Linked DNA regions of Homo sapiens: regions 1, 2 and 3 are each linked to region 4. A link is a loop called in an ENCODE intact Hi-C map of the cell type or tissue named here. Cell type or tissue: A673. All regions are shown on one strand. Region 1 overlaps LOC101928331 (a long non-coding RNA gene). Region 2 has its middle 97 kb from the start of LINC01108. Region 3 has its middle 60 kb from the start of JARID2-DT. Region 4 has its middle 140 kb from the start of JARID2-DT.

Evidence for each region. Peaks named below come from ENCODE experiments on the same cell type or tissue, not always from the same donor. Only the 100,000 strongest peaks of a DNase experiment are listed, where the experiment ranks them.
Region 1: it touches region 4 in a loop (9-fold over the local background); 1 of 110 quality-filtered maps calls a loop at or near these places.
Region 2: a loop joins it to region 4, with 29 times the contacts of the local background. A loop is called at or near these places in 1 of 110 quality-filtered maps.
Region 3: it touches region 4 in a loop (13-fold over the local background); 1 of 110 quality-filtered maps calls a loop at or near these places.

Annotation. Positions count from the first base shown.
Region 1 is chr6:14,498,032-14,502,031 of GRCh38, forward strand. It overlaps LOC101928331 (a long non-coding RNA gene), which reads left to right. Exons shown (of 3, transcript XR_001743994.3): 2 at 26-134. Among named protein-coding and RNA genes, the nearest start is that of LINC01108, 210 kb to the left of the region's middle. In A673, a CTCF peak has its summit at 2,148; DNase peaks (open chromatin) are centred at 710, 2,060, 3,020 and 3,350; H3K27ac peaks cover 562 bases.
Region 2 is chr6:14,380,703-14,384,702 of GRCh38, forward strand. No RefSeq gene overlaps it. Among named protein-coding and RNA genes, the nearest start is that of LINC01108, 97 kb to the left of the region's middle. RefSeq lists a silencer at 1-30 and enhancers at 356-897, 898-1,441. In A673, no CTCF peak of the experiment used is centred here; DNase peaks (open chromatin) are centred at 749, 1,259, 2,049 and 2,389; H3K4me3 peaks cover 380 bases; H3K27ac peaks cover 4,000 bases.
Region 3 is chr6:15,183,513-15,187,512 of GRCh38, forward strand. No RefSeq gene overlaps it. Among named protein-coding and RNA genes, the nearest start is that of JARID2-DT, 60 kb to the right of the region's middle. In A673, no CTCF peak of the experiment used is centred here; a DNase peak (open chromatin) is centred at 1,769; H3K27ac peaks cover 2,118 bases.
Region 4 is chr6:15,106,255-15,110,254 of GRCh38, forward strand. No RefSeq gene overlaps it. Among named protein-coding and RNA genes, the nearest start is that of JARID2-DT, 140 kb to the right of the region's middle. In A673, no CTCF peak of the experiment used is centred here; DNase peaks (open chromatin) are centred at 1,247, 2,217 and 3,307; H3K27ac peaks cover 4,000 bases.

The sequences.
Region 1 (4,000 bases), 610 kb before region 4:
AATTTTTCTTTCCTTCTCAATCTAGTGCTGGAGCAGAGGTACTGAATGAGGAAGTGGAGTCTTGGGATACCTTTGGAGGGATCCAGTTAATGGACTGGCTGCCATAATTGGTCTGAGACACTGGTGCAAGCATGGTAGGTATGAGGGACTAAAAGGAAGGAAACAGCCCACTAGAGGACAATAATCCGAGTACAGAGATAGTATGGGAGCAAGTGACACATATGGTAAATTAAAAAGTCACTGCCCCTGTAATCCCAGTACTTTAGGAGGCCGAGGCGGGTGGATCACGAGGTCAGGAGATCAAGACCATCCTGGCTAACACAGTGAAACCTGGTCTCTACTAAAAATGCAAAAAATTACCCTTGGCATGGTGGCATACACCTGTAGTCCCAGCTACTCGGGAGGCTGAGGCAGGAAAATTGCTTGAACCTGGGAGGTGGAGGTTGCAGTGAGCCGAGATCACGCCACTGCACTCCAGCCTGGGTGACAGAGTAAGACTGTCAAAAAAAAAAAGTCACTGCCAACAACTGAAAATACCTCCAGGTATTTCCTTCCTTCCTTCCTTCCTTCCTTCCTTCCTTCCTTCCTTCCTTCCTTCCTTCCTTCCTTCTTTCCTTTCTTCCTTCCTTCCTCCCTTCCTTCCCACTTCCATAGTGGGAGCTCGGAGCCACATGTAATTTCATTTTTTTTTTTTTAAATAATGAACTGCCATGTTTCCTACTTCCAAATTCTAGAGTGCAATTCGTACCTGCTACACTCTGATGAGAGGGTGTAAGCTTTATTTGTAGAGCTGGAGTTAGTTTGGGCATTGCTATCATGATGATAGGCATTTTTAAGAGGCAGAGAATCAGGCAGGAAAATAGCACAAAGTAAATGCAGGGAACAGTTACAAAATAAATAGAAAACTTGGGCTCTTAACTTCAAGAAGCTTAATCTAAGCAGAGACATCAGGAAAACACACATCAAAGGACTTAGTAAAATGCCCCAAGTCAAATCACTGCTGTGCACAACACATACACTTGTAGGAATGATAGCTATTATTATCATAATTTGTTGAGTATCTACTATATGCAGGCATGTAGGCACTTTTTTTAAATTTAATTTTATTTATTTTTTAGAGACAGGATCTTGCTCTGTTGCCCAGGCTAGAGTGCAGTGGTATGATCATAGCTCACTGCAGCCTTGACCTAGCAGACTCAAGCGATCCTCCTGCCTCAGCCTCCAGAGGAGCTAGGACTACAGGCACACACCACCATGCCTGGCTAATTTATTTTTATTTTTTGGAGAGATGAGGTCTCCCTATGTTGCACAGTCTGGTCTCAAACTCCTGGGCTCATGTGATCCTCCCACCTTGGCCTTACAAAGCGCTGGAATTACAGGCGTAAGCCACCACACCTGGCCCACTTAGGAACTTTCTATATGCTATAGCATTTAATGTTCACTTTTAATGAGGAAATTAGGACCAGAGAGGTGAAGCAACTTGCCCACAATCACACAGCTAGCAAATGACAGAACTAGGTCTCAAGGTCAGGTCTGTCGTTTCCATCACCTTTGCTCGCATCACCACCCTTCTAAAGACAAACAGAGTAGTGGATCCTTAGATGCCAAGAGATAAACTTGGGATCAACACAGCTGGGAGGACCCAGCAAGAATTGGCAAAGTAGAGGGCATATTTTATAATTTAAGAAGCAAAATGCTGTCACATGTCAGCAGAGTCAAGGGGGAAAAAAGTGCATAAAACTAAAAAAATTAAGAATGATAAAGAAAAACCAAGTAGGTAAGGATGAGGGTGTGTTGACCCTTGTTTCAACTCCACTGGTTTCTTCCCCACAAAATCATTTAGGGAATAGAGAGACAATAACAGGAGGGCAGAGGCACTTAATCAGAGATTTTACAAACCACTAAATCAAAAGAGACTGTGAAATTCCCGCCCGGGGAAGCTAACAGTGAGATTAAATGGATTAGTCTACTGTACAGGAATCCGGGGAATGCAGGCAGCATGTGCTTTTGTTGTGGATTGCTCAGCAGCAACACGATAGTTTTACATCTCCCAGAAACATATGGGCATGTGCCCTTCTGCAAACCAGCAAGCAAGAGCAGCGCCTGGCGAGCTGCTTCCCCTACACCACACGTCTCGTTTCAGGAGGTGGCAGATAGTGACATTTTATGGAGAGCTTGCGCAGGGAACGTGTGGGAAATGAAAAGGCAACCCAGCTAATCGCACCCATAATTTCTAAGCTCAGAGCTGGGTTCACTACGGTTGTGGGGAATAAAAAAAGAACTGGAATTAGGAGTTCTGGTATTAATCCTTGCAAAGAAAGGGAGAAGAGGCTGGGTGCAGTGGCTCACGCCTGTAATGCCAGCACTTTGGGAGGCCTAGGCGGGCGGATCTCTTGAGGCCAGGAGTTCGAGACCAGCCTGGTCAACATGGTGAAACCCCTTCTCTACAAAAAAAAAAAAACATTACAAAAATTCGCCGGGCATGGTGATGCGCACCTGTAGTCCCAGCTACTCGGGAGGCTGAGGCAGGAGAATCACTTGAGCACGGGAGGCGGAAGTTACAGTGAGCCAAGATCGTGCCTCCATGCTCTGCTTGAGTGACAAAGCGAGACTCATGCCCAAACCAAAAAAAAAGTGGGCTGGCTGGGAGCGGGGGAGAAGAAGGAGGCCTCTGACAGTGTGTCTCCCAAACTTTGGAGGCAACTGCTACCTGAAGATAGCCGAGAAGACTCCTTAGCTCCTTTCCTTTTGGTGTTAACGGCAGCAGTGGTAGCACATGGAATTAAACTCACAAAACACACAGATTGCTAGTTTCCAGAAATCCACATCCAAACTCCAAAAAGCCAGACATTGGTTAGATATATGTACAAACTCTGACCCGCCTGAGTTAACGGTTGACATCAGCAGTCTATAATAAATAATTAATATAGCCCTAGGAGACATAAAGCCAGCAACATGGTATCTCTCCCTCAGCTCTAAATGGAATGCCAGATAACCTACTTTGAAGAGTAATGTGTTCACAGTATGTGGGAATTAACTGCTCAATATAATAAGTACTATTGAATTTCCCATCTCCATGCACATGGAGGGCAACTGCCACCAAAAACACAGTAATAACAGTAACTGAGTGATGAAAAAAAGAGCCCCATTTTTTATTACAACCTTAAAATGTTATAGGTTAAAATAATCTTAAAGGGTTTAAAAAACAGCAATTAAATCTTTCCATTTCTGTTTTCCAAGACTGCAGCTGAGAACACGAGGGCCTAAGAGCCATACGGTGCTAGCCTTGCTAATAACGCTCTGTGAAAAATCTCATTAATTCAGTCTGGCTCTTCAGATCAGCCGCTAAATCCTTGTATTGTCACTCATCCTCTGGCCTTTTCAGGATTTCCATAGCCTAACTAGAAGTATCTCCATGGAAACCAAGCAGTCCTGCTTTGCACATCCCGGAACTTTTTGTTCCTGACAAAGCTTGACAAATCACATGCAGCATGGAGAGTTTAACATAGCGAACTAAATCCTGACCCGCACTTAGAAATGATAAACCCAAGCATACCAGCTTTATTATAAATGATTTCCTTACAAGATACTTAACCAAGCCAGTGAAATGCTGAACCAGACAAGTTTCAAGAACAAGGTGCTGGGGGGGAGAAGGGGGGGGGGGGAAGGCAAATAAATAAATAGATAAATAGGAACCCCAGGTGTGTTCAGCTGTAGGTTCTGCGAGCTCATTTTCTGTCTAATTGACTTAAATTGAAAGCAACTGAAGGCGAGAAAGAGCGAGAAGGATGCTGTTTCTGAGAAGGCCTTCCTTTTTTTCCTCTGGAGAAAGTGAAATCCTAAATCCATTCCCTCATTTTCCCTAACTCCTGAAGAGAATGGGAATCTACAGGTCTCTATCCCTGGTGAGCCCGGAGGTTGAGTTTTCACAAGGGCAGCAAGAAGAATCCCTTCTCCTCTTCCTGTCCACCTTCTGAAGAGGAGGAGACAGAGCCGGGTT
Region 2 (4,000 bases), 730 kb before region 4:
TTGCTCCTCGAGCTCCAGGGACTGTGAGGCAGGGGAGCCCTTTTGAATGGTCCCTGCCACCACACACTTCCCAACTATCGACACCGGCTAGATAGGTAACAAAAGGGGAGTCAAAGGTAATGAATCAGAATTTGCAGAGTTTAGCTGCTATGGGTGTGGGAGGGCCCCCAGAGAACGGCCAACGGACCCGATCCATTTGTATCACTTGTTAACCAAAATTGTCAGTGACTTTGGAACAATTATTGCCTTCCTGAAACCAAAACCTGCACAGCACAATAACTCTTGAGCCTCCCTTCTCTGCATTAATAATCATGTTCATGGTGCTTTACTTAGCAGGTTACAATGTTGGCTTACTCTCAGGCTCTCTGCAGTGAACAAATTAAAGAGGCTTGCTCTGTTCCATGAAAATACTCCAGCTCAGCCTATTCATTTTCCTAAATGCTTCTCCACTTCAAATTGGCATTCCAGCCATGTGGCATATATTTTTTAAAAGCCATCGCATGGGTCAATAATGTTAAACCCTTACCCATGACAATAATTTACTCTCATCGACTGTGTACATACACAGAGAAGAAATACACACATAGTGTGTGTGCTCATACTCTGATCCCTTTGGTGTCTCTCAGCATTGTGGACTCTCTCTTCCTATTGTGTTTCAGTCTTTTTTTTAACTGGCGGTCTCTTTCTCCTGCAAAGAGAGATTACAAATACAATCCTAGAATTGTAAATAGAACGGTGGCTGCCTTTTGTTCGGCTTCCTGTCCAAGTTGTTACAACCTTTGTCATGGTAATGAGCCATCAGAATTTCATAGCCTGAATACCCTCTCCACTCTTCCAGTTTATTGTGTGCCTAAATTTGGATGAGTTTATGGTCTCCGTCAGTGCTGCCCGTGGATAAAGACAGCTGGAAAAGTTGACCCGCTTTAAGACGACCAAAGGTTCTTCATGGAAGTAAAAGGTTTACTGGCAACACAGGAAATCCTGAGAGCACTGTCTGGAAATTTGGACGGGGTAATATTCACCTGCCAAGGTTTTCCATCAGGTCTTGAGAAAGGTCGGTGGGTTTTCTACCCTACTTAACTTTTCCCCAGTTGTGACAGAGTAGCTTTTCTCTTTCATTCAAGGGATGTGTGTTGAAAATCTGTTCTGTACTAGGCAGTGGATGCACTGAGGAGAAAAAATAGGGCAGGCCAGGAACACCGAGGCACAGCTGAATACATATTTATGCCAGTGCAAAGAAACAGAAAACTGGGTTCATCTTCATACTGAACTTCATATGACTCAGATCAAATTTCCTCAGTGAGAGCCCATTTACAATAGCCATTATGCTGATGAACATGCCACCGGCTTCCCCAGTGAATACCCAATGAATACCCATTTCTGAACTTGCTCGATAAGAACACGGCTGAAGGTAGATTCCTACAAGGTAAATTCCTATTACTGTCACTTAGGTTGTGGCTTTAGGTAACTGATATGTACGTGACATCACATTATCTACGCTACAGTACTTTAAAGCAAATGACAGATGTTGTAACAGTTTACAAGATGACCCATCTATATTTGATTACTGACAGGCATGAATAATTTACTTCAATATTTCATTAAAATTGTGCCCTGTTAATTAGATGGAGGGTTTTTTGTGACAAAGCACAAACTGCTGGGGTGGGTGGTCTGTGAGGTTGTAGAACATAAAAGGGCTTTTTATTCCCCCAGCAGATGGGGCCCCGCAAGGATAAAAGAGACTTGAGAGCCACTTAAATTGGCCTCAGGACCCTCAGTGTTGAAGCTAAGTGCTGGCTGTGGTTAAATTTATGTAAAGCGCCTAGCACAGTGCCCGGCACCCAGCAGCTGCCGAGAGCTATTAGGATTTTTTTTCCCCAAGTGTTGGGTGTGTGTGGTTAGAAACTTAGTGCCATTTCCAAGCAGGTGTGACTTTCAGTTAAGTGACTTCCTGAGTTTGTATGAGAAATCATTGGTGAAACCCAGAATAGAACTCAGAGTCTTTGCATTCGATTTCCAATCCCATCCCTCTTCTCACTGGGTTGCCTGCCCTCCTTCTGCATGGGCACCTTTGCCAAGAGAGAATGAGATTCTCAAAGCAACTAAAGTCCTCTGGTAGTTTTCAAATGGCCAGTTCTGTCCTCCTCTCAAAATATACTTTGCTCTTGTATTTCCAGTTTCAAAGTAGCAAAATGCAAAGTCCTGTCTTCCTTCCTTCCTTCCTTCCTTCCTTCCTTCCTTCCTTCCTCTTCTTCCTTTCCTTTTTCCTTCCTTCCTTCCTCCTTCCTTCCTTCCTTCCTTCCTTCCTTCCTTCCTTCCTTCCTCCTTCCTTCCTTCTCTCCCTCCTTACATCCCTCTACAAGTATCAGGCCGTGGGGAGCGGGAAAGGAAAGAAAGAAAAGGAAAAAAGACTGTCAAGTGTTTTTTATCATGCAGATGTATGTTGGGGGCATAGAAGTGGCAGGGATTGGAGACTATAGCAGAAGGAGCCCAGGCTCATCTGCTGCTAAAAATAATAAAATTCTAACTTCAGAAAATGTTGAAATATGGCTGGCGTGGCATTGTTTTTGTTGCCTTAGGAAGATACCCTCACTTGACCAGACGATTAAGAAACCTGAAAACTGCGTGTTACTGAACCAAACTTTGGGTCACCCACTCAGTGAACAGAAAAAGCCAAAAGCCAAAAACGAACACCACTGGTATTTGCAGTGAAAGAGAGGCATGTATTTCAGGGTGCCAAGCAAGGAGAACTGGGCAGCTAACACTTAGGACTCAAACTCCCAGACGGATGACAAGCAAGGGTTTTTACAATTGCAACTTCTGCTTTCCTGAAATGTACTTTGAAATGGACATTTAAAGGCATTAAATGTATAGTTGCAGTCGTAACCAAGACAAGGAAGGCATGCAGCCAATACAAGGAATTGTAAACCAAAACAAGGAAGTTACCCATTGGTTTGGCCCTTCGTAGGGGGACATCTTGAAGCAGAGGCTTACAGGTCAGAGGTGGATTCAGAGATTCTTTGATTTGCAATTGGTTAAGGAAGCAAAGCTTTGTCTAAAAACTTGGGGTTAGCAGAAAGCTATGTTTAGTTTTGGCCTGAGGGTGTGACTTTCTCCAGGCACCTCAGGAGGAAATTTAGAACAAAGAACATCAGTTAGAGTTCAGTCCTCAGTGCCCCCTTATCTGAGGTCTATGTGACGGTGGTCAACATTGTCTATCTGGTGGGGCTCCTGTTTCTGAAAAATAGCTCAAGGATACGTCAAGATAATATCTTTTAGTTTCTATAGGGAAGCAAACATCTTGTGACTCTGGCTTACTTGGTGGCTATTGTTTAAGTTACTATTATCTTCCTGCTTAGCAGGTTATTCATTTACTTCCTTAATTGCTGGTTGTAGGGTTAGCTAGGTGCCTGGAATTTCCCTTGAAGGGACTCAAAATTTTCCCTTTGTTTTTTGCTAGGTGGGGAGGTGTAGCTTGGAAGGCTCCTGAGAGGGGTTCCTGCTGTTTCATACACTTTCTCTGACCAGGCTTTCCTGAACTGGGGATAAATAGCGCATCTGCAAACACAGTGATGCCACCAGGTCAAGGTCAACACTGATATCTCAATGGCTACTAGGCCCATGTCTAACAATTCCTCATGCTTTACCCTGGCCCGTAAGCTAAAAATGTTAGGCAAAACATTGCCCATTCTCCTGCCTGTCCTCTTCCTTCTCTGGTCTGCTCCCCTCTCTGTGGAGAGGAAACTCCTGATTTGCTGAGAAGTTTCTCAAAAGCTACAGTGCAAATCACCCTAATTGTTTGCTAGATGAACAATGATCACTCTAACCTCCTAATTAACATTGTTAAAATCTGCTAACAAAGGACATTTAACAATATCTTAATTAGGAAGGATTTCCAATTTGTGATATGGAGCATGTTAGACAAACAGAGCACAATTCTCCCTTTGTTCCTGGGCTCGGTAGCCAGAGAGATTACAAGATATGACACAACATGTTCTGC
Region 3 (4,000 bases), 77 kb after region 4:
TAGAGGCGTGAGCCACTGTGACCAGCCTCCTTCTTCTTCTTTTTTTTTTTTTTTTTTTTTGAGATGGAGTCTCCCTTTGTCTCCCAGGCTGGAGTGCAGCAGCGAGATCTCAGCTCACCGCAACGTCCGCCTCCCGGGTTCAAGTGTTTCTCCTGCCTCAGCCTCCCAGGCACCCACCATCATACCCAGCTAATTTTTGTATTTTTAGTAGAGACAGGGTTTCACCCTGTTGGCCAGGCTGGTCTGGAACTCCTGACCTCAAGTGATCCGCCCACCTCAGCCTCCCACAGTGCTGGGATTACAGGCATGAGCCAGGGTGCCAGGCCGCTCCTTGTGTCTTAAAATCAACTCTGAGGTGTATGGGTGATAAGAAGAATTCATATTTATCATACTCTCTTTTATTCAATTTAAATGTGTTGCTAAGTATTATATACTGTATTTGCTTAGGATTTAAGTTCAATTGTATATAACAGAACTTCATCTCCCCCCTGCCCTGCCAAAAAAAAAAAAAAAAAGGCATACATGAGACAGTAGCTTATTTCAGCCTCAGATATAAGCATGACTGTTGGCACTTGGGGTGGTGGAGTGGCCCCAGTTGCCATTCTGCCACCCACAGGTGTTGGCCTGCCACATGAGTGAAGATGGCTCAACACTGAGGCCCTGTTCCAAGTCACAGGGGAGAGGGAGGTTGGTGAAAGAGGAATACCACCTCTCTTTAAGGGTGCATTCCAGAAGTGGCACTTCCAATGGCCACAATTAATCACATGGCCATAAGCAACTGCAAAGATTGCTGGAAATGTAGCCATTATGAGTGACAACGGGGTTCTCTGACAAGGAAGAAGGGCAGAGAAGTCATTAGCGGACTAGCAATCTCTGCAAATATGTTTTATCTTTTTCTAAAAAAGGAAAAAAACGAAAAAGAAAATGTAGTTCTAAAAGAGAACCCCCCCCCCACTCCACATTTTACCTGGTGGTGGATTCCCCCTCCTCCCCGTTTCAACCTAAAAGTCATTTCCTCAGAGAACCTGCCTTGGGTTTTCCCCTTTCTTCCTTTCACCATCTCTGGCCCCCTTTGAGATGAGATCTCTGTTATTCTCTGTCAACAGCATTTCTCTTCAGAGCACTTACCATCAGTGACATGAATGACTCACTATTATGACTACATGTATGATGTCTGGCTCCTGAACTGCACTCAGAGCTTTGTAAGGACAGGTATTGAACCTGCCCAATTCACAGGTGCCCCTTGGCAAAGTCTCTAGCCAAATCTCTCTGCTGGGCACGGTAGCTCACACCTGTAATCCCAGAACTTTGGGAGGCTGAGGCAGGTGTATCACCTGAGGCCAGGAGTTCAAGACCAGCCTGGCCAGTATGGTGAAACCACATCTCTACTAAAAATACAAAAATTAGCCAGGTGTGGTGGCATGCGCCTGTAATCCCAGCTACTTTGGAGGCTGAGGCAGGAAAATCACTTGAACCTGGGAGGCAGAGATTGCAGTGAGCTAAGACCACGCCATTGCATCCCAGCCTGGGCAACAAGAACAAAACTCCATCAAGGAAGGAAGGAAGGAAGGAAGGAAGGAAGGAAGGAAGGAAGGAAGGAGGGAGGGAGGGAGGGAGGGAGGGAGGGAGGGAGGGAGGGAGGGAGGAAAGGAAGGAAGGAAGGAAGGAAGGAGCCAGACGAGGTGGCTCATGCCTGTAATCCCAGCTCTTTGGGAGGCCGAGGCGGGGAGGCAGAGGTTGCAGTGTGCTGAGACCACCCCATTGCACCCCAGCATGGGCAACAAGAACAAAACTCCATCAAGAAAGGAAGGAAGGAAGGAAGGAAGGAAGGAAGGAAGGAAGGAAGGAAGGAAGGAGTGAGCCGGACGCGGTGGCTCATGCCTGTAATCCCAGCTCTTTGGGAAGCTGAGGTGGGCGGATCATGAGGTCCAGAGATCGAAACCATCCTGGCTAACATGGTGAAACCCTGTCTCTACTAAAAATACAAAAAATTAGCTGGGCATGGTGGCGGTCGCCATAGTCCCAGCTACTCAGGAGGCTGAGGCAGGAGAATGGCGTGAACCCGGGAGGCAGAGCTTGCAGTGAGCCGAGATATCACCACTGCATTCCAGCCTGGGCGACAGAGTGAGACTCCATCTCAAAAAAAAAAAAAAAAAAAAAGGAAGGAAGGAAAAAGAAAGGGAAGGAAGGAAGGAAGGAAAAGAAAGAAAGAAAGAAAGACAAAGAAAGAAAGAAAGAAAAAGAGAGAAAGAAAGAGAGAGAAAGAAAGAAAAAAGTTATGGTGTTCACAAAAAGATTCTCAATTATGGACATAACCAATTTGCTTGAATTCATTTTGATTTTAAAAATAAATAGGCCAGGCATGGTGGCTCACACCTGTAATCCCAGTACTGTGGGAGGCCAAGGTGGGTGGATCACGAGGTCAGGAGTTCGAGACCAGCCTGGCTAACATGGTGAAACCCCATCTCCACTAAAAGTACAAAAAGTAGCTGGGCATGGTGGTGAGCACCTGTAATCCCAGCTACTCAGGAGGCTGAGGCAGGAGAATTACTTGAACCAGGTGGGCGGAGGTTGCAATGAGCAGAGATCATGCCACTGCACTCCAGCCTGAGCAACAGAGCAAGACTCCATCTGAAAAAAAAAAACCAAGATCATCATATGCAATGCATGTACCTTGATTGGATTCTAAATCAGGGGAAAATAGTATAAAGGATATTTTGGAGACAAATGGGGAAATTTAAATAAACTGTGCTGGCCGGGTGTGGTGGCTCACACATGTAATCCCAGCGCTTTGCAAGGCCAAGGAGGGCAGATCACGAGGTCAGGAGTTCGAGACCAGCCTGACCAACATGGTGAAACCCCATCTCTACTAAAAATACAAAAATTAGCCGGGCATGGTGGTGTGCGCCTGTAATCCCAGCTACTTGGGAGGCTAAGAATAGCTTAAACATGGGAGTCTGTCTGAAAAAAAAAAAGGATATATATATATACACATATATATGTATGTATATACACACACACACACACACACATATATAGATTGTGCTATTGTCTGAATTTTATTTTGTTTTGTTTTGTTTTTTGTTTTTTTTGAGACGCAGTCTCGCCCTATCACCCAGGCTTGAGTGCAGTGGCACGATCTAGGCTCACTGCAACCCCCGCCTCCTGGGTTCAAGGGATTCTCCTGCCTCAGCTGCTGGAGTAGCTGGCGTTACAGGCACCCGCTACCACGCGTGGCTAATTTTCTTTTTCTTTTTCTTTTTCTTTTCTTTTCTTTTTTTTTTTGAGACGGAGTCTCACTCCGTCACCAGGCTGGAATGCAGTAGCACAATCTTGGCTCACTACAACCTCCGCCTCCCAGGTTCAAGTGATTCGCCTGCCTCAGCCTCCCCAGTAGCTTGGACTGCAGGCTCATGCCACCAAGCCCAGCTAATTTTTGTATTTTTAGTAGAGACGGGGTTTCACCATGTTGGCCAGGATGTTCTTGATCTCTTAACCTTGTGATCTGCCTGCCTCGGCCTCCCAAAGTACTGGGATTACAGGCGTGAGCCACCACAACCAGCACTCTGAAAGTTTTTGCTGCCCCAAAATTCATACGTTGAAACCTAACCCTCAAGGAGATGATATTAAAAGCTAGGGTTCATTGGGAGGTGAGGTGAGTAGGTCATGAGAATAGAACCCTCATGAATGGGAGGCCTTAGGAAAGAGGCCCCAGGCAGGGCACGATGGCTCACGCCTATAATCCCAGCACTTTGGGAGGCTGAGGCAGGTGGATCACCTGAGGTTGGGAGTTCGAGATCAGCCTGGTCAACATGATGAAACCTGTCTTTACTAAAAATACAAAACTTAGCTGGGCGTGGTGATGTACGTCTGTAATCCCAACTACTCGGGAGGCTGAGGCAGAAGAATCATTTGAACCCGGGAGGGGGAGCTTGCAGTGAGCAGAGATTGTGCCACTGCACTACAGCCTGGCTGACAAGAGCGAGACTCCATATTACAA
Region 4 (4,000 bases):
CAGGCTGGTCTTGAACTCCTGACTTCAAGTGATCCTCCCATCTCAGCCTCCCAAAGTGCTGGGATTACAGGTGTGAGCCACCACACCCAACCAGACTTTTTTTTAAAAGCAGGAGGGAGATGTTTTGGAAGGTAAAAAGCCACAGGCTCCCACCAGGAGCAAGAACCAGTGAGTGAGGCTTCCAGATGAGGCTGTACGAGCATTTTGGTGGCATGCAAAATGTAGGGATTCAGGAGGAGGAGGGAGGATGGAAGGAAAAAGTTGAAAAAGCAGTTACGAATTGTGAAGAGAAATGATAGTGTTTATTTCTAAATGACAACTCTTTATCTTCTTACCCCAGGCCTATTTGTTGACAAGCCATTCTGTCAAAATCTGTTGGTCAAGGAAAGGGAGACCCACGTACATGTGGCACATTAGGCCTTGATCTTGTCTCTGTTGGAATTCAAAGGCTCTCCCGTAAGCAATCAGCTTCCTAATGGGCACAAGGCACCTCTGGGAATGGGAATTTGACCAGGTTTGTCAAAACCGCCAGACAGAAGCAGAGTCTTTCTCATTTTCCTGTTTCTATCACAGGAGAGGAGCAACTCCAGGGGCCATGCCAGTCCTTCAAGGACAAGAGCTAAAACTACCGTGAAAGCTGCTTACACATTAGCAGGGCACACACATAAATCCATCACATCTATTTTTTAAATCTGGATGAATAAAACAGATACAGGCCGGGCACACAGTATATCTTGGAGCTGTGGAAACAGCTTATGGAGTAACTCAATAGAGTGAAGGATTCTCACTCTCCCTCTCTCTCTCTTTCGAATCCCTATCGCCAAGCAGCAGTGAATTAAAATTGCCTGAGAAATCAAGCAGGTGGTAATCGCTTCTCTGTCAGATAAGTTATCCGAGGACAGACTTTTTTCTGAGGCGGTTACGCTGTCTTCCTCAGCTCCATGATGCAGAAACCCATAGAGATTAAAATCAGCTGCATCGTGGATACAGTTACACCCTAAAAAGAAAAGGCGTGGATGACTAGGGGAATGCCCAGAGAGCCCTGGGGTGGAGAGAGGCCGGGGAGGGTCACAGGGGCTCCCTTGAACCCAAGGCCACAGTGATGAAGACTTGGTCATGTGCCTTTAGCTTCATGGGGAGAACTGTGACAGCCAGAAGCCAGAACATGAGTTTTGCTGGCCTCTCCTCTGACTCCTGTTTAGTACTAAAGCAGGGAGGAGTTGGGGTGGGGAACTGGGGAGAGGAGGTGGAGGAAAAGTCCAGACCAGTCATCACACGATCAGCAGAACGAGTCCTTATGGGTTTGACAAATGTGGGAAGATTAGAAAAGATCTTGGGCTAAAAACAAAAACAAATGTCTTCCCATTTTCTTTACAAAACTCCCAGCCCCTCTCACCACACACTTATATACCCCAACCCCAACTAATCTGTCTTGAAGATAAACATGCTTTTTCTAAACTCTAAAACCTGTCTTCCATTAATGCTAGTCTGGAGAGTGAAGCTTTCCCTGCTGACTGATTACAGAAAATTGCTTATTTAAAGAAACCTGGACTCTCTCTTGCAGACAATGGCTTCCATTCCGGACATCATTTCAGAGACTTCCGCACAAACAAGAGAGACTAGCAAGCACCTTGAGATAATCCAGGTATAAGGGGAAGAGTACAGAGCTGGTTCACACAACCGCACCCTCACTCACACAGACACAAACACACAGCCCAACCCAGAAACTGCACCACATAGGACACAGCTGCATTTGGGCCTCTAATTACTTTACTGTCTAATTCATGCTAACACAGCAATTAGTGATAACGCTCAAAACACTCATACACATCAGCTTGACGACATTTAATTATGACAGTAGATGTATCGCACTTCAGGAGATATGTAACTTAGCAAGGAATAAGAAATCTATATGGATGGCCCATCTAAACCACCATGAAATAAAAGTAGAGGAAAGTCATGAAATCCTCACTTTGTCATTAAAAGAAAATGTTTAACGGGTGTGTTTTTATGTGAAATATGCCATTTCCAGATGCTGATTGGAAATCCGGTCTCGCTGGCTCAGAAAACATGATTAGGTTTTTATTTTTCAAAAGAAAGGAAGTGAGAAAGGAAGGAGGGAAGGAGGGAAGGAAGGAAGGAAGGAAGGAAGGAAGGAAGGAAGGGGGGAAGGGTAGCTTGGCTCTTGATTATTGCTTGATGGCTCTGTGTATTCATTCTCATTTTCAGTACCTTAGACATCAGCAGAAGATATAAGGGAAATGGGACATTTTTTGCTGGGATGCTCCTTAAGATGTGCCATTTGCTATTGGTTTACATGGGGCCTGTTCATGAGATATGATTAATAGTTCAGCAGCACTGCCAAAAAGCACATAAATCTGGCCATCCACAGTGTAATTGACACACTGCTTGTCTCGCAGATACCTACAGCACTTGCTTATCGCAGTCTAATCCCCCAGTGGGTATTCGAAGCAGCTGATTATGCAATGCCAGTTGCTTACACTACAGTTTGGGGGTCTTTTCCTTATAGCACCCAATTAGCTGTGACACAAAGCCCTACTCCCCTTGATCAACCTTGACCAGGTGTTAAGTACCAGCTGAATGAACGCAGGCGATAGCACAAATGCCACTGGAGCACCCGGCCTAAGCAGAGCGGGTGTTGAGGTGGGAACCTCCACCTACGCATTCTGCATCAAGTTGCCTTTGCTTTAGACTCGCCAAGCACCCTTGCTTTGGTTCCTCACACCCAGATCATAGCAATCTGCCACCGAACCCTGCAAGGTTACCACGGTGAGCTCCACCTGTCTTCTCCCCGACCTGCCTCACCCTCTCTTCCAGCTCATTCAACATCTCTCCTTTCCAAATCAAAATCCAGCAGCTCCTCACATTGACTTGCCGTGGGAACTTCAAAACCTCAGCCCCGCTCTCTAGTCCTCTGATTTCTCCATTTCTATGAAAATTTTAAAAACAAAAACAACACTGACTTAGCAGAGCAGCAACTGGGAAGATTAAAGATTAATAATAAACAAGTTGTAAAGCCCTTTGAAAGCATAAAATGCTGTAGGAGTAATTATTATCATTGTTATTAATCACCTCAGTTCATCACATAGAGTAAACATGCAATTATAAAGAGGGGACTCTTAAATGCAGTATCAGCAGCAAGACCCATTTATTACAATGCTATTTGCTTGGATTCCATTACAGTTATAAAATTTTGTGCTCATCTAGCACTTTTTGTCTGAGAATGTCAAAGTGCTGTACAAGCACAGGCTCTAATTAAACTAATCCTTGCAACACACAGGGAGCAGCAGAGAGAGGCCACTTCCAGTTGTGTAACTCGCCATCTAAGCACATCCTGTCCTGGTCTGGGGAGGTCTGCCTGCTGAGGGCTGCATCTAGAAACTTCCGAAATCTAACATTCCTAGGAAAGTCATATATATATGTATGTAAAAATATGTGTGTGTATATACATATACACATATACATATATATGTATACACATGTGTATATGTATGTATACACAAATATGTGTGTGTATATATACACATGTACATATATGTGTATACACATATATGTATGTGTATACATGTATACGTATAGGTATAGATATACATGTATACGTATAGGTATAGATATACATGTATACGTATAGGTATAGATATTCATGTATACGTGTACGTATTCATGTATACGTGTACGTATTCATGTATACGTGTACGTATTCATGTATACGTATATGTATACATATATACACACACACATATTTTTAAAGCACAAATAATTAATGTCAGGCATAATACACAAAGGTTTCAATATCTTCTTCTGTGTGGGAATTATGTATTCAGTGTCTTGCTAGTAACTCACATATACCTCGATCCTGCCATTTTGGTTTTTTGTTTTGTTTTGTTTTTGTTTTGAGATGGAGTCTCGCTCTGTCTCCCAGGCTGGAGTGCAGTGGCGCGATCTCAGCTCACTGCAAGCTCCACCTCCTAGTTTCACG